2 separate regions of the Homo sapiens genome follow, and region 1 is linked to region 2. The links are chromatin loops, found by intact Hi-C in ENCODE. Cell type or tissue: Calu3. All regions are shown on one strand. Links, peaks and the distances in the headings refer to the core of each region. The heading gives the core; the rest is flanking DNA.

Region 1 (9,987 bases), core at 1,104-9,103, 250 kb before region 2:
TAAAATAATGTGTCAGGCTGGAAAGGCTCAAGCCCAGTGGTTGACCTTCTCCCAGTTGGTAGATAAGAGCAGGGAGTAGACACTTCGGTAATAGCTCTTACTCTGTACCCGGCACTACTTTAGGGCTTTAGATCTATCAACTCATTTGACCCTTACAACAACTCTGTGAGGAGGGTACTATTATTTCCCCTGTTTTGTGCATGGAAACTCTGAGGCACAGAGAGGTTAAGTGACTGGCCTGTGATCACACAGGAAATTGGTGCAGGAACTCAAGGCTCTTACCCAGGTTTGCTCCTAAGTCTAACCTGTGAGGTCAGTCCTGTCTGATCCTCCAAGACCAGGTGTAGGGGAAAGTGTGGAGGGAAAGTGACCAGGGGATTCTGAATCAAGGAGAATTGTTGGGGTCTGTGTGGTTAATCTTGGGGGCTTGCTGGAGCAATTAGAGCAATCTGAGAGGTCCCAGGTTGATGTTGGGGGCACCCCAGGCCTCTGATCCTGCATAGGCAAAGGCTGGGAAGCCGGACTGTGATGAGGGACTTTGGACATCTTAGCAATCTTGGAGACTTATTTGAGGAAGGAGAAGAGACATCAGTGGGCGGAACACTAGCACCTTGGTTCCTTCATTCATTCATTCATCAATTTGCTATTTCGTAGCAGGTCCTGTGCTGGGTGCTAGGGATACAGAAATGAACAAACACAGTCCTGGCTCTGGAGTTGCTCACAGTCTTTGCAAGACACACTTGTAACAAGGTGTGATAAGGACTTTGATGTTTGGAGGTACTAGGGGCCCTGGGAGCCCAGAAGAAGGGCATATAGCTGAGGCTGGTTTTCTAAGTGATGAGATGATGGCTAGTGAAAGCTTCCTAGAAGAGGTGACCTCTGAGCTGAGGTATCATAAGAAGCAGCTCTTCCACCAGAGGTTCTCAAGTTTGTTTGGTAGAATCCACCTGGGGGCTTCCAAAAAACCTGATGCCTGGGGCCACCCAGACCTATCAAATTGGAATCTCTGCTGGTAATTCTGCTGTGCAGCCAGCACTGAGCGCTGCTGAATTAGAGGAAGAAAGGTGGAGCAGGCATTCCAGGTTGATGGGGAAGGGGATAAGAGCTAAGACAAGGGATGACATGAAGGTGGGAAAGAGGCAGGCATGTTTAGGGGGCTGCAAGCCAGACCACAGGGACTGTGAAGCAGTGGACAGATGAAGCAGGAAGAGCTATGAGGGCTGCAAATTGGGGGAGCTTGGGCAGACCCTGCAACCCAGGTCCCAGCTGTCTTGGGCAGGAAGCCTCCATGCTGGTAGGCCACCCCATGTCCTGCACCCATCCTGCTGTGCTAGCCACCTCGGTAAGGGGCAGGAATTTAAGGAATACTTCCGTTCCCATCGCTGCCTTTCTGTGGAGCTGTCAGCTGCGCTGCCAGCTGTGTGCAGAGCCCCACCACTTGGAAGAGCACTGGATCAGTCATAAAGAGCCCATGGCACTCAGAGGGAGCTCAGGGCTTCCAGAGCAGCATGGAGGCCTCATGGGGTAGACCGAGTGTGTCTCATGGCCTGTCAGAGACCCTGGGTCCTGGGGGCACCCTTGGAGGGGCCCAATGACTCACCAGGCAGCCCAGAGCCCAGGGCTACTGAGAAGCAGAGGCAAGATCCTGAAGTCTTGGGAGGAGGATGGAAAGGAGCTGAGCCGACTGCTGTGTGCGCTGGTCCATGAGGTGTTTTTCATGTGGCAATGGCCCTCTGGGTGCCAGGCTCTCTGCTAAGTCCTGTCTTTGAGCAGGCTCTGTCTTATGGACTTCTGGCACCAACCCTGAAATTACAGTGTGCTGGGGTCAGATCTGAAGTCCAATCCCAGGGCTGGCTGCTGCAATTTCTCTCTGACCATGGGCAAAGGACGTCTCTTCCATGGGTTTCAACTGCTGTGTTGGTAAAATGGGGCTCACAGTCCTGAAAACCTTACAGGGTTTTAAGATTGAAATGACATGTATGAAATGTTCAGCACACAGTTCAGGATCAGCCACTGATTCCTCTCCAATTCTTTTCTCTGCTTGACCCTGGCTTTCCCCAAGCCATTAGTCCCTGGGATTAAAGAACTCTGGGTTCTTACAGCTGTGCCTTCTGAAAAGTGATCTCAGACAACTCTGAACCCTGTCTGGATGGTTCAGAGTGGCCTTTATCCCTTTTTGCTTCTCAGGGCAGAGTTGTGGCCCCACTCCTTTGCCCTGGTCCTGCCCAGCCCAAGCCCGCTGGCCCTCCTCTCCACACAGAATGCCCAGTCATCTGAACACCTGAGTACCTTGTGATTGAGGCTCTCACCAGTGCTGTCCATGGTTCTGGCCCTGGGAGACGACCCCGGGGGATGTGTGAGGTGTGGATCTCTAGGCGAGAGCAGCTGGTACTCTTGGTGATTTATGAAGGATTCGGGAGAGATGCTTGTTGCTAGGTGACCAGCAGGGGCCAGTTGGAAGAGGTGAAGCAGGACTGCAGTGGGAAACCCAGTCCCTTTTCTTGTTCACTTCTGGGTGAATTCCTGTGCCCTTAAGGGTTCTGTTCTTCTTCTCTTCCCCCTTCCCTTCTCCCCTCATCCAGTGCCATAGAGACCAGAAGTATGCAGGGATGGAACAAAGTCCCAGATTGTTGTCTTGAGATTTTAATTTTCTTCCCTTTTAGTAATATTTTCAGTATGTGTTGTGTGTGTGAGTGGGTGTGTGTGTGCATGTGTGTGTGTTTGTGTGTGTGTGTGTGTGTGTATAAGAAGATAGCTCACAGAGGGGTGGCCATGATGACTGTTTCTCCATAGTGCATGCTTGTCACGTGCCGGGAACTTGCTACATCGTTTTACATAACTCATCTCCAATAGCTCTCTGAATCCTCCTAGCCACCCTGGGAGGTAAGCTATCATACCCTCTTTTACAGATAAAACAAACAGGCTCAGAGAATAAATCAGTTTGTCTGAGGCGCCTTAGCCTGGAAGTGGGAGATTGGGGATTTGAACTCAGGTCTACTTGTATGCTTCAGCACTAAGTACTGTTCTGTCAAGGGTTCCCTGGCTTGGTGAAACCATTCCTGGCCTCAGGACAAAGCTGCATGCAGGGACAGTACCCCAGCCTAGGACTCAGCAGGCTTGAAATCTGGTTTCAAGTTTGTCCCTAGTGACTCACTCTTTGACCCTAGCCAGCCCCTTGTCTTCTCTGTCCTAAATGTGAATGACCCTGTTGAACTGAGCCCCGTGGTTCTTCCTAAAAAGGAGTCCAGGCCCCCATGCATAGCCTGACTCCTGTAGATATGGGGGCTCCAAGTCAAGGGCAGGCCAACTCTTGGAGTCCCCCACAGAGCCAGGAAGAAGTCCATGCTTCCCGTCTGTTTAGTGGTTCCTGGACTCAAGCAGACAGATTTAGCGTGGTTGATGCAAGGGGTCCCAGAGCTGGAGTCTGCAGTGAGCCCAACACTCTGGTGAGGCGTCTGAGATGCAGAGAGCTGACTTGTTTACACTACACTGTGTGCACCAGTGACCCCCATCATCAATCTGTGGGGACATCTTCTCGCTGCTTCTTCTAATGAAGGATCAGGAGCTTTGACCTGGAATCCAGAGCTCTAAGTTATGAAGAGTTTGACTGTTGGATGGGGGAACCTGAATATTGGAGGGCCCAGCACGAAATCCCTCAGCTGGCTAACAATTCATTGGTGGTATCTGGTTACTGATCATTCTTACTCTGCACAGACCTACTGTGTGTCGGGAGCTTTATACACGATCCAAGAATCACTGCATGAGTTGGCTGAGATGAGTTTGGAACTCAGTCAAGTCCATCCCTAGAAGGACTTGCTTTTGAATATGTATGTACCTGGCTTTGTGTTAAAGCCTTCAGAAGTGATGTCCCCTTTCAATCTTTACAAACACCAAATGAGGCAAGAATTATTTCCCTTCCTTTATAGATGAGGAAACCCTGAGACCCTGAGATGGCTCAGGGAGGAAGTGGTAGAGCTGGGATTCAAACCCAGGGCAAAGCCGAGAAGAAACTGCCTCGCCAAGCCCCTGGGCTGGCTTGGCTTGCAAGGAGTGAGCGGACTCCAGTCCCCACTCAAACTAGCTTTTAAATGCTGGTTAGCAGTTTTCCTGGTTGGTGTGGGCACACACTCCTTGCTACAGACACTTTCTAATTAAGAAAAAGAGCAGTAGGCATAAGGTCTTTCTGGAAAAGGGGCTTTGGGCTGAAGGAAGCAGAGACATTTGTGTTAAGGAGATGCTCATGCTCTTCACGTTGCTGCCCTTGGCCTGAAGCTCCTCCCGCCCCACTGGCTCCTTTCCAGTTTCTCCCCTCCAGGCTGCCCTAAGGGCATGACACTGTGTCCACTCAGTCATATCCCTCTACTCTGGACTGACCAGGACTGGAGCATTGGGACCTGATCTTCAGTTGCGGCAGGAGGGATTCTGGTTGGATCCCAGGAAGTACTTCTAGGTAATGGGGGGTTGTGGGAAAGTGGAGGATGGAGGTGGGAGGGGATTTCTTAAGGCCCAGAGTCAGCAGGAGGGACAGTGAAGGGGGTGCAGGTGGTGGAGGCTGGCACATGCCCTCTGACCCTGCACTAGGGGAGGGCTCTGACTCAGGAGTTATCTCTGCTACCCCCTGACAAATCCAAATGCTGGACCATGAGCCCCTCCACCCTCCTTCCTGACCCCATGCTCTGAATCTGCTCCTGACAGCCTTTTAAATAATGGATTTCTCCCAGCCTCAGCATTTGGGGGTGGGGCTCAGGATCCCAGAGATTCCCAGCAAAGAGATTCTGATATTTCCAGCCTTGGTCCTCCTCCCTCTCATTCTGGCAAAAGGATTTCATGTTTTCCGAGCACAGCAGCCTCCTCCTCAGGCTGCCTGTTGGGGGCAGCCTTACCCCACGCACCCTCTGCAGAGCCCGGTGGTGGCCAGTTGCACTGAGGGTGAGGTGGGGGAGCCAGAAGGAAGGGGGAGAAGGGCTGGGCCCCTCCTCTCCTCTCCTGGCCCCATGGGGAGGGAGATGTCATGGCCTGAAGGTGGCCCGGGGTACAGCTGGGGTGCGGGGCATGTCGGTGGGCATCCAGGAGTGCTGAGACCCCACTCAGGCTGCTGCAGGGGAAGGGTCCTCACCCATGTCTGAAGCTCTCCAGTGCCAGGCTGTGGTCACACAAGCCTCCCCTCAGCAGGGCCCTGGGGGTGCTCTGGGCAGGAGTGTGGAGGTGGGAGTGGGGTGGGGAGGTGGGGAGCTAAGCAGATGGCTGCCTGGGCGGGAAGAGAGGGAGGCACTGTGTCAGGAAGTGCAGTGCAGGCAGGGTGTGACCTTGTGCAGACTCACCCTGGGGTCACCTCACCACCCACCCAAAGGATGTCTGGTCACCGTTGCCCAGAAATGCATGAGGGTGGTGAGGGCTTTGGGCTTAGGAAGACAAGGCTGGGGTGGAGTGGAAGTAATAGGAAAAGGGAATCAAGACTTGACTCAAATCGCTTCAGCAAGGAGGCCTTAGGCTTTCTGGCCCTCAGTCTCCTGGTGATGAGAAGGCCTGGCCCCTGAGGCTGCTGTGTTGAATGAAAAGGTGAGGAAAGTGCTTGGCACACAGTAGGTGTCCATCTAGGGGCAGCTGCCTCTGGCCACCTTGTCCGGAGAAGTGGACTTTCTCAAGCTACAGCTTTAGAAAGGCAGCAAGCCCCACAGTAAGCGCACAGCCTGGAGCCACAGTGCTTGGCTTTACAAGCCTGGCTCAGCACACACCCTCTATGTGTCCCCAGGCAATTGACCGAAGCTCCCTGTACCTTGTTTTCTCTGTGAAATGGGTAATAATAATTCCCTCTTCAGAGGGTTTTTCTGAGGGTGAAAGGAGTTAATACACACAAAGCATTTAGAACAGTGCTTGCTCCATGCGAGGGCTCTGTAAGAGTGTGTACCATTGTCACTATATCCTTTGTAATTTTTAAGAAAATTTATTTACTTACTTGTTTTTTATTTTTTTAGAGACAGGGTCTTGTTCTGTTCGTCACTCCAGCCGAAGTGCAGTGGTGCAATCATGGCTCATTACAGCCTCAACATCCTAGGCTTGAGGGATTCCCCCTGCCTCAGCCCCCTGAGTAGCTGTGACCATAGGTGCCTGCCACCACACCCGGCTAATTTTTTATTTTGTAGAGATGGGGTCTTGCTATGTTGTTCAGGCTGGTCTGGAACTCTTGGGCTTAAGTGATGATCCTGCCTCGCCCTTCCAAAGTACTGGGATTACAGGCATGAGCCACTGCACCTGACCTCATTATCAATAACTGCCACATTCTCCTACCTCTGCCCAATCCTGGGCTCCTTACAATGCTTTCGTCTAAGTGAGCTGCTTGAATTTCCCACAGCAGCCTCAGAGACATGTCCACCAGGAGTCCCACCGATTTTACAGATGAACGCACAGAGGCTCAGAAGATGAAGCAAACTGCTCATGATCATACCCTCCCCTTATTTAAAAAGTGACACTTAAGTTCTTTCTTTACTTATTTTTATTCTTTAGAGACAGGATCTTGCTCTGTCACCCAGGCTGGCATGTGTGATTATAGCTTACAGCAGCCTTGAACTCCCGGCCTAAAGTGATCCTCCCACCTTGGCCTCCCGAAGTGCTGGGATTACCGATGTGAGCCACTGCGCTCAGCCCCTTACTTTCTTCTCAGCATATGCATGGTCCTGAGTACCTCACTGCTTGCCCCAAGCCTGGTACCTCCAGTAATCCAGGCCCAGAGTACCCACTTTACTCTAGCGCTGGATGAGGGAAGATGGCTTCTCTTCCTCCAGGTTGCTGAGGGGCAGGGCTACCATGCATGGGGGTTTGGTGAAACAGGGGAGGCAGGTTCAAGGTTTCCAGAAGGGACCTGGGGGCCTGGGTGGCTGGAGCAAGGGGAGGGTGGGGGGTCCTGAGCCTGAGGGGCTGAGTGGGGGTTTCAGTCACTTCTGAGATGGGCTTTTCTCTGATTAGCATTTGCAGGTGGTGGGTGCCCCAGGTAAGGACTTCCATCTGACTAACGGTGAGGCTTATCTCCTTAGTGGAGAATTGACTTTTTAATTGACCAGGGTATTTTACCTTTGATGGTGTCCACTGGTAGTTTGAATCCTGGCAGGGGAGGGGGCAGGAGCGGCCCTCTCTAACTCAGCTCAGCCTCCGGTCTTTTTGGCCATGAACTCAAACCCAAACAAGAGGGGGTACTGCTCAATGGAGGGTAGTGTGGATCCCAGAGGCACAGGTAGACAGTACAGGGCGTGTTCTCTGCCTGCCTTCTAGAGTCGGAGCGGATCTGAGTTCCAGCCACATCACTTAATACCTGTGTCACCATGGTCAGCTTAATTAATCCCTCTGACCTTCCATTTCTCCATCTGAAAAGGGGGCTAATAGTATCCACGAGACACTTATTATGAAGAGTACACACAATTAGCACAGCACCCAGCACCCTTGTAAGTGCCAGTTAAATGTTGGCTTTACTCATCATCTCCGATTGTGGCATGCTCTGAGGACCCGTGCGGTGTCCAGCTCCAGGTAGTTTCTGCCCTTGGCCCCACTTCAGTGCTCGATCTGCAAAAAATTCCCAGCCACCCTGCCTGAGAGCTCCCACTCCAGAGAAAGGGCTTCTCCACTCAGCTTTTCTTGAGCACCTACTATGCACTGACCCTGTGCATGCCAAGCTGAGTAAGACTCTGCTCTGTTGTCCAGGAGCTCAGTCTCTGGGGCCATGAGTATATCCCAGGGAATGATAAAAGGGGGTACATCGTCGTGGGCACTGATGAGGGAATAATGGGCCCTGAGGGGTGATTGTAAATGGCTTCACAGAGGAGGTGACATATGCACTCAGTATTGAAGCATAAGATTTTTGGGAAGGGGAGGTGGAGTGATTTTTTTTGCAGACGAAACAGCATTTACAAAGGCCTGGAGGCAGAGTCTAGATAGCTTCCCCACTCTTACAGGAACACTCTAGCTAGGAAGGCTCTAGCTAGAGCAAAGGGACACATTCCAGTATGGGGGATGCAGAGCTGGGTGGGGCTGTTCAGGGAAGGCTTCCTGTAAGAGGCATTGGGAGGCCAGGTTTTACAAGACTGGCAACAGGATTGGGGAGCTTGGGAAGTGGTACTTCTGTTTGGCAGAAGGAGGTTTATTTAACAAAACAAAATGGATGGTGGGGATAGAGGAGGAAGGCAAGACCCACTGGTGCTCTCTTCCCCTCCTGTGCTGGGTCAGGGGGTGAGGGCTAACAGGTATCACCTATATCTCACCTCTGGTTGGGGTTGTGGCTCTGGAGATGAGGGTGGGCAGGATGTTAAGAGACACTCATCCCAGGTGAGAGAGGGGCACCTGCCAGCCTGAACCTGGGAGCCTGGCATTCAGGGGAGTGAAGAACCTGTTTGTGGAGCTTGGAGGACCTTTAATTAGTTTTACAAGAGGCCTCCATCTCCAAGTATTTCTCTTCACCAAGATTTCCTAGGGAAGAAAGGGGTGGAAGGGAGAAGGGTGCACCTGTCCAGAGAATTCCCCCAAATCTTCATCCCTGCAACATTTACCTGGGCCTTTCTCCCCCTCCCCTTGCCTCTTGTCTCACCTAGAACAGAGACTCCAGGATCAGAGCTGGGAGAGGGAGCAGAGGTAAGCCTGGGGTGCCTGCTTGCAGCTATGGATGTTGGATGTCTGTGTAGAAGAGATGCTGGGTGGCAGGAAGCATGAGGAGGGGCTTACTATTATAGCTTTGCCACTTACCAGCTGTGCAAACCTGGGCATGTCCTTTAAGCCTCTGAGCCTCAGTATTGGAATCTGCAAACTGGGGGAGTAATGCTCATCATCCACAGCTGTTTTAAGGACGGAATAAGATATCCATGAGGCATCTAGCATAGGTCTGGCAGTCTTGTCTTCAGCTTTGACTTGAGCTGACCTAGATAATGTCATGCAGAGAGAGAGGTATCAGGGGAGGAGAGGTCTGTTAGCAGGTGGATGGGTTACTAGGTAAGACCATCAGCCCTTGAGGCACATGCCTCAGTTTTTAGATGTGCAAAATGGGGTTAATAATAATACTTCACAATGTTGTGTGAAGATTAAATGAATTATAGATAACAGTATCTGGCTCAGGAATACTCAGAGTGCTTAATAATGCTAGCTATTATTATTGACATTTATTTATTTATTTATTTTTGAAATGGAGTCTCTGTCATTTAGGCTGGAGTGCAGTGGCGCGATCTTGGCACACTCCAACCTCCACCTCCTGAGTTCAAACGATCTTCCACCTCAGCCTCCCGAGTAGCTGGGATTACAAGCGTGCACCACTGCACCCAGCTAATTTTTGTATTTTTGGTAGAGACGGGGTTTCTCCATGTTGGCCAGGCTGGTCTCGAACTCCTGACCTCAAGTGATCCACCCTCCTCAGCCTCCCAATGTGCTGGGATTACAGGCTATTATTGAATTTTAAATTACTATTCAGTTGCTATTAAAGCAAGGTCTCAGGCCCAAGGATTTGGTCACAGGTATCAGAATGGGAGCCTCAAGTGGGACTTGGCCTCAACAAGGAGGCAGGAGGCCACAGAAACCGTTGGTTGGAACCCAGATCCAGGTCAAAGTTGGAACCTCTAGGTCATCCAGCCTGGGGAGTATAGGGCTGGCCCATGGGTTACCACCACCCCTCCAACCTTTCAATCCCCTCTCAACACATTTTCCTGCTCACCTTGAGTTCCAGCTGGAAGGACCAGATTAAGGTGGCCATGCCAGGGACACCTGCATCCCAGGCACATCTACACAGAGTTCCTGCAAGGCTCAGAAAAGACCAGGCCCAGCTCTGGGAGGAGAGGCAATGTCGTTGAAGTGGGCTTTCATCCTAGCCTTGAGCCCCAGTGGCTTTTTCCCACTAGGGCCTGTCAATCAGGACAGAGCTCCTGGTGCTGAGGGAGGCAGCAGGCTCTGGGTCGGCCAGGCCAGAGCGGAGATTCTGATGAAGCTGGCATGTATGGTAATGACCCCTCTTAGCCCAAG
Region 2 (9,987 bases), core at 604-8,603:
GCTCCTCCAGGCCTGGGGGCATTGAGGGCACTTGGAAACAGATGCTCCCAGGCAGGGAGATGATGAGGCTGTGATCTGGGGAGAGGCGAAGAGAAGGCATTGGCTACAGACCTGACATCCTCACAGTCTTAAAGCATGATGAAGGGTGGTCATTTCCCTGAAGCACCCAAAGGCCAAGTCTGCCCAAGAGTGAGACTACTGGGAAGATGGAAGATGGAACAGTGGTTAGGAGAGCTGGATTTGAATCCCAGCCCCTTTATTAATAAAACTCTAGGACTTTGGAAAAGTCACTCTACTGCTCTGGGTCTTGTTTCTTCCAATATTGGAATGGATTCCTCCCGGTACTAGGGATTGGTGATTCCAGACTAACAAGCACATGCTAGGAATTTAAAGACAAAGTACTCATGTTCACTGTTTATTGAGCACTTATTATGTGCCTTAGACTGTATGGAAAAGATCACTGATCTCCACAACCATCTTTAGAAAAAGTCAACTTCACCCCCATTTTACAGATTAGGTAACAGATACTGACTCAAAGTCACATGCAAGAAATAAGGTGAAGAACCAAGATTCAAATCCAACCCTGTTGAACTTCAAAGTCCTTTCTTCTTGCTAGATGACATGTCTGTCCCAGGGCACAGCGAATCTTGGAAGCCTGCATGTCAGGAAATCTTGTTGAGGAATTGAAATGAGGGATTTGGGAATCCTGAAAAAGCCGTTTGGGAAAGTATTTCCATTCCTGGCTTCAGTTAACACCTAGCATAGCTTCATCTCATTTAGTCCCTGTCCTTCCACCTTTCTCCTGCATCATATCTGTTGTTCTAAAACCTATTGGTCTAATCTTCTTGAGCCACTCCCTTTGGAAAAGTCTCTCCTGGTACACTCTGGGTCAGGATAAAGTCCAGACCCTTAGGACTGCCTTGCCTACCTGCCCTGTCTCTCCTCTCCTGCCATTCCCAGCTTGCTCACTGAGCTCAGTGGGACAATCCTTGTGATTTTCTAAAATTTCCCAGGCCCCTCTTGCCCCTGGGTCTTTTCTGGGGGTCTAGATTTCTCCTCTTGCCAGCATGAGTTCTCCTTATGTTGTCCAGAAGAAAGTTTTGAACCCTTACTAAAGCCTTCCCCATCTATTTGCCCATCAGACTTCATTCCTTCCCTGCCCCGCCCCCAACCCCTGGAAAGCTGTCTGGGTGAGAAGGTCGTCCAGGTCTTTTTACAGGAGGCTGAGTCTGAGCAATCAAAGGCAGGGGTTCTCCCAGTCTGGGTGTAGAGCTCGGCTCCTGCCACGCCTGCCCAGAGACTGTGGGTTGTGGGCAGGTTAGGATAAGCAGGAATCCTCTACAGGGTTGATTGGACCTCACAGGAGCTGCCTCCCAGCCTCCATGGCTTCCCAGCGAAGGATAAATTAAGCTGTTGCACATTCATTTCCTTCCAGCAGAAGGACGGGGAGTACAGAGTATCCCAAACAGAATCGTCATGCTCCAATTCATATCCACATTGTCTGGGAATGCATTATGGGCTAGTTGGGGTTAGAGATTTTATTTCACTTTATTTTGGTGGTAACTTCCACTGCCTGCTGAGGCAAGCGAGTGGCCTTGTTTACGTTAAAAGGATCCCCCTTCAGGTGTGACCTAGGGCGGGATTCCAGTTGGGACCCTGGAGCGGGGATTAGGGGTTAGGAGGGCCTGGGCTGTGACTTAAGTACAGTTCTATACCTTACCTCAAGTTTTCAATATGTTCAGTGTCAAGGCCACTTAGAGAAATGAATCAAATTCAGAAAAGTCAGTGTGCAAGTGTGCACACCCACATTCCCTTTGTGAATCATTTCAGGGGGCTGTGGACTCCCTGATGTCCTTCACAAACCTCCAGTTAGAGCCCTTCTCCAGGGTTTGAATTCAGACTCCATAACCAATGCCCTCCCCTCGGCCATGCCCTCCCTTCCCAGTGTTTCTGACCAGGGAAGAGTCCCTGCCTGTGAGTCTCCCACCCCACCGTTCTCCCACTACCCCCAGCTAATGGCTGACTGTCATCAGATTGTTGGTGATGGGGTGGTGGGCCCGCCTCAGCCTGGGAGTCCTCTCAGCTACCTCACAGGCCCAGGGCAACCCAGGATGAAACTGGCATGCTGGGCTGGAGGCCTTGGGCCCCAGGAACTTACTATGTTGGGCTCCCTTTCCACCTGAGAGGGAGATGCTCACTGATGGTGCATGCCAGCCTGTGATGCTCAGTGGGCCATCCAGCTCCCTGTGAGTGAAGCCTCTGCCCCTTCTCACATCCCCGCCAACTCAGAATTAAACACACGTATGAAGCTCCTTCTGTGTGCCATGCCCTGAGCCAGATGCAGGGATACAGTGTTGACTAAAACAAGGCTTCCGTCCTCATGGAGCCCTTCATCCTAGTGGGGGAGACACACAGCATTTAACAAAATCGGGTGTCAGGTGGGGGTGGGTGCAGGCAGGACAAGGGCACAAGCTGGAGGGATGGAGAGTGACTCAGGGCTGCTATTTTGGGTAGAGGGGTCAGAGAAGGGCCCTCTGAGGAGGGGATAGCCAAGCAAGAATCGGATCACTGGCTTTTCCCACTGGTCCTCCAGTCCTGGATCAAATCTTCAGGATGTGAGTTTCCACAACACTGACTTCAGAGGCCAATGGGTCTGGGAGGAGACAAACAGAAGACAGCTTTTGGGTCCTGCCCTGGGATCTGGCAGCCTCAGCCAAAGTCTGTGCATCTCCTTGAACATACAGGTGGACACCCCCAAGACCAGGGACTGCAGCCCTCCCAGGAGGCTCATCATCCTGAGGTAGGAGGTGGGACTTGACTCTGGAGGTGGGGCTCGGACACTGGACTGAATTGAGGCTAGCTAAAACAGGGATGGGGAGGGGAGGAGGTGGTGAACTGGCATGGTGGAAAGGGAGGCACCTTTCCATAAGACATGCCCACCAGTGTGCCTTGCCAGTTTACCATTGCCATGGCAACACCCAGAAGTTACTGCCTCTTTTCGTGGCAACGACCCAATGCCCTGGAAGTTACCATCCTTTTTCTAGAAATTTCTGCATTATCCTGCCCTTAATTTGCATATAATTAATAGTGGGTATAAATATGACTGCCACCCTGCCTTGGAGCTGCTACTCTGGGCACACTGCCTATGGGGTCGCCCTGCTTGGCAAAGAGCAGTACCTCTGCCGCTTCAGTAAAAGTCACTGTCTAACACTACTGACCCACCCTTGAATTCTTTCCTGGGCAAAGCCAAGAACCCTCCAGGGCTAAGCCCCAGTTTTGGGCTCACCTGCGCTGCATCAATACCAAGGAGTAAGCATTTGCAGATGAGGCCCATGGATGAGGCATGCTCCTCCCAGGTGGTGTCTTGCCATGGAAAGAGACTCCCTGCCATCAGAGACAGTGGCAATTCCTGGTGATACCCAGCTCTGAAAAGGGTATAGGCTCCTCTCTCTTCTCTTGCCCTGGTTGCCCCGACTGCAGAAGCTCTTTCCTCTGGAAGGGGCCCAGGCTGGTGTGTCTGGTAGTCCCTGTCCCAGTGCACAGCCCCTTCAGGGGGACTAAGATGCAGGTCTTGGAAGAGGAGAGGAATGGAAGGATGGAGTGGGGAGAGGTGGCAGCCAGCCAGCTTGTGAACACAGCCCAGAGAAAGGCTGGCTGTGATAAGCTCCCTGCTGCAGGGCCCAGGCCTTATCTCCACCCTGCAGATAGACATCTCTGCTGGGCTAGAAGCTGAGGCCCACCATGGTCCTTGGAGTTCTGTGCCTGACTGAGGAGTGGGAGTGGGGCTGTGCAGGGCCTGTAAGCTCCCTGGCCTGCCTTAGCCGAAGGCCTGGTTCTATAGCTGAGTGTCCAGGGCCTGCCCCGCCTAAGCATTCCTATCCCCAGTTAGTGTCGCCTGGACAAAGAAGATTAATTTGTTGTGCCTCCTCCCCTCTACACGAAAGATTCAGTTCAGACCCCTTATTTTAGAGTAATTCCAGGAAAAAACCCGTCTTGAAGGATGCTTTAAATGTAGCTACCCTTGACACCACTTTAGAGTAAGCTCTTTTTTGAATTGTCAAACTGATGGCTTGAACTCCTCCTGCCCCAAATTAGCAAAACATCAATATCTTTCTTTGGGGTACTTCTAACATCTTCTCAAAAGTACCCCTGAGAGCTGACTTAGTTCAAGAAGGAAGTCCTGACTCTAAACACCAAACCAAAAAATGAAAAATGTTTTAAAAATTAGAGTATCAGATGGAGGATCAGATCAGATCTCCCTGTCACATCCCTTTAGAAAATTCATCTTTCTTTGGAAAATGATAAAATAATAGCTTGCATTTACTGAGGTGAGATGTGGGCCAGACATTTTCTGTTATTCACAGGCAATAACTCATTTATTCCTTACAAGAACCCTATGAGGTAGGTGCTATTTTATCCCCATTTCATAGACAGAGAACTGAAGCTCAGGGAGAAATCAATTCTGCTGCCTTCCACGGCCAGGCCAGATGGAACCTGAATCGCATGAGGTGCCCTTTTGTCCCAGCCAGCCTCCGACAGGCCTCTCTCCATCCACAGGAAGGGTTTTAATCATCTCTCCAGGATCTCTGTCCCTTTCCTCCCAGAAGTCCAGGGGCACCCCTGAATGAGGGCCTCTGTTCCCAGGTTGCAACTCACCTGGCATCAGCTCCAAATAAATCATTTCATGAGAGTTAATAACATAGTCCCTTTAACTGCAAAGTGTTTTCACATAGAGAGCCCGCTAGTCTGCTTTAATGAACAGATAAGAATCTTTGTCATTAACTCAGTTGTTGGCTTGCATGCAAATGGCTATTCTTCTGAGTGCCATGAGACTATTTATGTATTATTTTAAGTATGGAGTAGATATGCTCCTGGTCACCCCTCCGTCTGAGAAGCTCTTATTCCAGTAAGGACCTCTGAAGGCCATTTACACAGATGGGCAGCAGTTCCCCTCTGCAGAGACCCCATGGGTACACTAGAGTCTGGAGGGCTGCTCTCTTTACTCCAGCCCCTCTCCATTGGGCCCACGCCTGAGTTTGGCAGCCACCCCTGTGACCTCCGCCTTCCCATTAGCTGCCTCTGGTTATTACTGTACTAGAGCTGTGTGGCTCCAATAGCCAGGGTACACATGCATACATGCAAGTGCGCATGTGTGGTGGGTGTGCGTACGTGTGCCTGCATGTTTGCACCCTGTGAGTGTGGCGAGTGTGTGAGCAGAGTGCTTAGAGAGTGTGCCTTTACAATGTGTGCCCTGTGAGCATGCAGGGAGTGTGTGTGCATTCGTGTGCCCTGTGTGCCCAGTGCCCACAGAGCCCATCTCCTGTCTCCTGACAATGGCTGCACTTTTGTCACCAGGTGTGATTGATGTTTTGCCGTGTCTTCCTGGAGTGGGGTTTTCTGGGGTGGAGGGTCGCCCTGTGGCCCTGGCATCACTAAAGATCTCGAGGATCTGCAGCTGCTGGAGCATTATTTCCTCCTTCTCCTCTCCTCTCTCCCCAATCGCTGGGATATGTGATCCCTGCCCAGTGGGCTAACAAGATTCTAGCTCTCCCACCCCTATGGGGCCTGCCCTTTCCTTGGCAGAATGCCATCCCACAAGGGATAATTCTGGAACTGAGCCTAGAGAGGGAGGGACTTTGGAAGGAGCACTTTGTGGCCAAGTGTGTCTATGTGTAGAGAGGGTGGGCTCAGGAGGGCCCTCCCCTGATATCTTCCAGGCTCCCGTCAATGTTGATGAATTGCACCCCACCAGGGGAGGGGTGGGCTGGGCTCTCTGCTTCTTGGAGTGGCAGAGTGCATTGAGATGGAGGTGGCGGGTAGTGAGGAGGGCAGAGGCAGGAAAGAGGGACCCTTCCCTTGCCACTTTCCACCATCTTCAACCTTCTAAGCTCCCTTCTGCCCTCTCTCCCCTTCCCCTCTTCTGTGTCTGGATGTGGAAGGGTCTGTCAGGTGGGGTCAACCCTCAGGGCAGAGATTGGGCCATACAGCTCTGCTACAGATGAAGGCATGAAGGCTGGCTCCCAGGACATGCCCACTTTTCCTTTGTTCCCTGTCAACTCTCCTCGCTGGCAGCTTCCCTCACCTCCCACCTTGCAGAAGCTGTGGAAGCAGCCCAGTGCCCCTGTCCCATGGGAACCACAGGAGGGCTGTTGGAAATGTTTGTAATGGAGGAGAAAGAAAGCCATTCTAGAATTGCAGAAGGTCAAGAGGGAAAGGGCCCTTCCAGCCCCACAGTGGGGCCCAAAGAGGGCTGCAGGGGCTGCCTGAGGTCACACAAGAAGGCGGTGGCAGAGACAAGGCTCTAATTCTGCTGGCCTCATCCTCAGGGGACTCTGCAGCTGTCTGCCTCATGCTCCAGAGCTGGGATTAACATAGGGGGCTGAGGCCCCCTCTGTGCTCCAGCCCTGCTCAGTGGCCAGGGAGGGCTGTTAGACACTGGTGATGGTGATGCTTGAACCCGCTTTGCAGACAAGTTATGGTTGGGCCCTGAATGGGGAGGACACTCAGAGAACATTTAGTCCAGACCCATCTCACAGGAGGGCAGAGACCCAGGAAAGTTCACACTGTGACTGGAGGTGCCCAGGGCTGCTCCAGACTCTGAGATCTGAGGGAGGGTCACCTCTTCCGCCTCCTCGCACCCACTCCTCCTCTCAGCCAGGCCCCCAAGACTCCATCCCTCCAGTCAGGCTAAATGCATCCCTGCTCCTAATCCTCAGCTTGTTTTTGACATCCCAGCCATCTGGTGGGCCCATTCTAGTACCTCTCCTCACACCATTTCCACCCTTCTCCAGGCTACCTCTCTGATGAACTGCCTGGCTTCTGCATTTGCTCCATTTCCTCTTCTCAAATTACATGCATAGGTTACTTTGCACTTATTTGTATATTTCCCTGAATGCCTGACATCATTTCTTCATGGTATGACTAGTCTCCCCCATCAGACTGGGTATTCTTCATGGGCCAGTGTCTTGTTTTCTCCCTTATCCTGGGAGCTGCTGTAGGACAGATCCTTTTTCTCTTCTTTCGCCTGAGCACTCCTTGTGGGCAGAGGATAGACGACTTGAAATTTCCAGCTCTGTCTTAACCCTGAGACTCAGTGCCTCTCTAGCACACACAGCAAAGGGGTAGTTACCATTCCCATCCTCCCTTTCTCCTTCACAATGCCCAGCCTCCTCCGACACAGCAAACCCCAAACCCACAGGAGCACCTGCCAATGGCAGCACCATATAGAGGATGGCGGAGCTGGCAAAGCTTGGAGAATAGCTGGGGACCCCTGAAGCTTGTTACTGCCCACCTCTGCCACCTCCCACCACACAACAACTGTCCAAGAGGATGGATGAAGGGAGGGTGTGAACTGGCAGATCGGGGTGTGCCCAGGCTTCATACCATGAGACCCAAGAACCATCAAGACGGAAGGGACAGCACTGGAGGGACCATCTGGCTCCTGGCCTCTTGTTGAGGGTCTTGGCTTGCTCCAGATGTGGGTGGTACCAGACTCGTGGCCACATGACCAGTCAATGCCAGAGTGAGAACCCCACTAAGCCCCTGTAATCCAGCCTAGCACTCTTGCCACTGCATCAGAATGATTCTCTGAACTGCCAGACTCCACTGAGGAGGACAGTGTGGAGCAGCAGGGAGACTTTAGAACTTGGAGCTATTATAACCTGGGATTGAATCCCTGCCTCTACTATTTATTTGCTGGGTGGCATGAGACAAGTCATGTAACTTCTCTTCTCTGAGCCTCAATTTCATCATCTGTAAAATGGGCATAATAATAATACCTACCTTACTTGGTTATTGTGAGGGGTCAATAAAATGATGGCTATACAGTGGTTAGTAGGTAATGAGCTCTCAGTGAATGCCAGCGGTTATTTAATACTCCTACTTCCTCTGTGCTCACTACTCTGTCAGATCTGTGGCAAGGGTATAATAAACATTCACTGAGCCGATGTGGCAAGGATGAGGGCCATAGGGGATGGCTTCCACTTCCCAGTTTCTCTTGCTTAGCCCGAGAGGCTGAAGGAGCAGACAGTATCCCAAGGGAAAGGGCAGGTGCTGGCTTATGCCCATCTCCTTACATGAGGCATCTCTGCTTGTGCCACCAGCTCTCCAAACAAGCTCAGCTCGGTACCTTGCTCAGGAAGGTCTGGTGGTTCTCTGCTTTCAGGAGTTGATGGTTGTCTGCTGTGATAGTCAGCTAGGGATGGAGTTCCCAGTGGAGGAGGGAGTCTGGTTCCTCCAGCAATGGCAGAGGCCAAGCATCTGTGGCATATTCATAGTCTTCCATCTGCCCCAACACTATCCACAATCTGTGACTTAAATGGGGGTCCCACAGCCTAGACCCCACTATTGAGAACATCAAATCCTTAGAGACCCTTCCCTCTTCTTCTCCCACTTAAAAATCTCTCCAACCTCATTCCCTTCACTTTCCAACATCATCAGTTGCCTCCGGATGTAGCAGAAAGCAGGTAGGTTTGGAGCTGCCCGCCAGGTCACTTCTAAGCTGAAGGCACGTTACTTGCCCTCTTTGTGTGCTTGCCTCCTTATCTATAAAATAGCCATAATTCCTATCTTCCACGACTCTTGTTAGAAATACGAGTGTTGCCAGGGTGGCTCACACCTATAATCCCAGCACTTTGGGAGGGTGAAGCAGGAGGATTGCTTGAAGCTAGGATCTCAAGACCAGCCTGGTTAACATGGTAAGATGCCATCTCTACAAAATATAAAAAACAAAAATGTAGCTGGGAGTGGTGGTGCACACCTGTAGTCCCAGCTACTCGGGAGGCTAAGGCAGGAGGATCGCCTGAGCCCAGGATGTCCAGGCTGCAGCACGCTGTGATTGTGCCACTATACTCCAACCTGGGTGACAGAGCGAGACTCTGTCTCAAAAATAAATAAATAAATAAAAGGAAAAATAAAAAAAGAGAAAAAAAGAAATACAAGTGTTGGAATAGCAGGACCTCTTCAGGGAGGCCAGTGGACACTGCCTAGAAGTGGTGATTCCCATGTTTTTACATATGGGGACACCAGGGCTCAGAAATAGTGACATATTGGCTAAAGGTCACCTGGCAAATGCACTGTCAGACTCCAGGAGTCCCTGCCAACCTATCTTAGAACATTTTGACCCTTCAAATGAGAGTTTCCTTCTCTAGCCTACTTATTGTGTTTTCCATTTTCTCAACTGGGCTCCAACCCCACTTCCCACCCCCCACTCCCTGAAGCCTTCTGTTAAGGGGAGCACACTGAACTGAAGTTAGTGTTTGTTAAAGACAAGCATGGAGAAGCGTCCAGGGCTGGTGTGGAGAGGACAGTGGGAAGCGTGGGGCTGGGGCTGGGGCAGGGTGGGCTCCGGGCGGTTCCTCTGAATCTCCTGGTCTGCCTTCACCAGCCCTGGCTGTCTGAGAAATCTCATTTTGCTAGCGAACTGATTCATGGGCCTGGCTCCCTGGTGCTCCCTGAGCAGCTCTCTTGTCAATAACTATTCTTTACAAGGTCCCTCGATTCGTTTTCGGGGTTGAAGACAAATTTTTAAAGAGGAGTGCAAGGACCGGGGCCATTCCAGAGGGGCTGTTAACTAAATGTCCTGCTGCATTCCCACCAAGCCGGCTCCCGCTTGAACTCCACGAGGGTCAGGAGTTGGCGTTTCTTGCAATTGCTTCTGAGTTCTCGCATTTGGACAGGGGGTGAGGGATGAGGAGAGAGGGACACAAATTACAGGACAGGGCAGCAGGCATGGCTCTGGCTCTGTTCCGAGTTTGTTGTGTGCCTTTGGGCCAATTGCTCCTCCTCTCTAGGTCCTCGTCTCCCTGTTTGTGAAACCCTGGGTGCCTGCAAAAAGCATTCCACTTTTCTCCTTGGGGTGGCCTGGTCTCCGAAGCTTATCTGGGAAAGAGATCTCTGCAGCCAAGCAGCTCATGTCTCCTCCTCATCGTCCCTGTGTGGGATGTATAGTTGCCGAATTCTGCAGCCGAATACCAGTTTGCTCCCAGC

What was found. Hi-C counts contacts between places; a loop is a spot of excess contacts. Peaks named below come from ENCODE experiments on the same cell type or tissue, not always from the same donor. Only the 100,000 strongest peaks of a DNase experiment are listed, where the experiment ranks them.
Region 1: it touches region 2 in a loop (2.4-fold over the local background); 4 of 110 quality-filtered maps call a loop at or near these places.

Annotation. Positions count from the first base shown.
Region 1 is chr17:34,887,948-34,897,934 of GRCh38, reverse strand. All of the region lies in intron 2 of LOC105371742 (a long non-coding RNA gene), which reads left to right. Among named protein-coding and RNA genes, the nearest start is that of CCT6B, 69 kb to the left of the region's middle. In Calu3, for the core only: a CTCF peak has its summit at 4,871 (motif pointing right); a DNase peak (open chromatin) is centred at 4,884.
Region 2 is chr17:34,641,451-34,651,437 of GRCh38, reverse strand. No RefSeq gene overlaps it. Among named protein-coding and RNA genes, the nearest start is that of TMEM132E, 67 kb to the right of the region's middle. In Calu3, for the core only: no CTCF peak of the experiment used is centred there; a DNase peak (open chromatin) is centred at 5,587.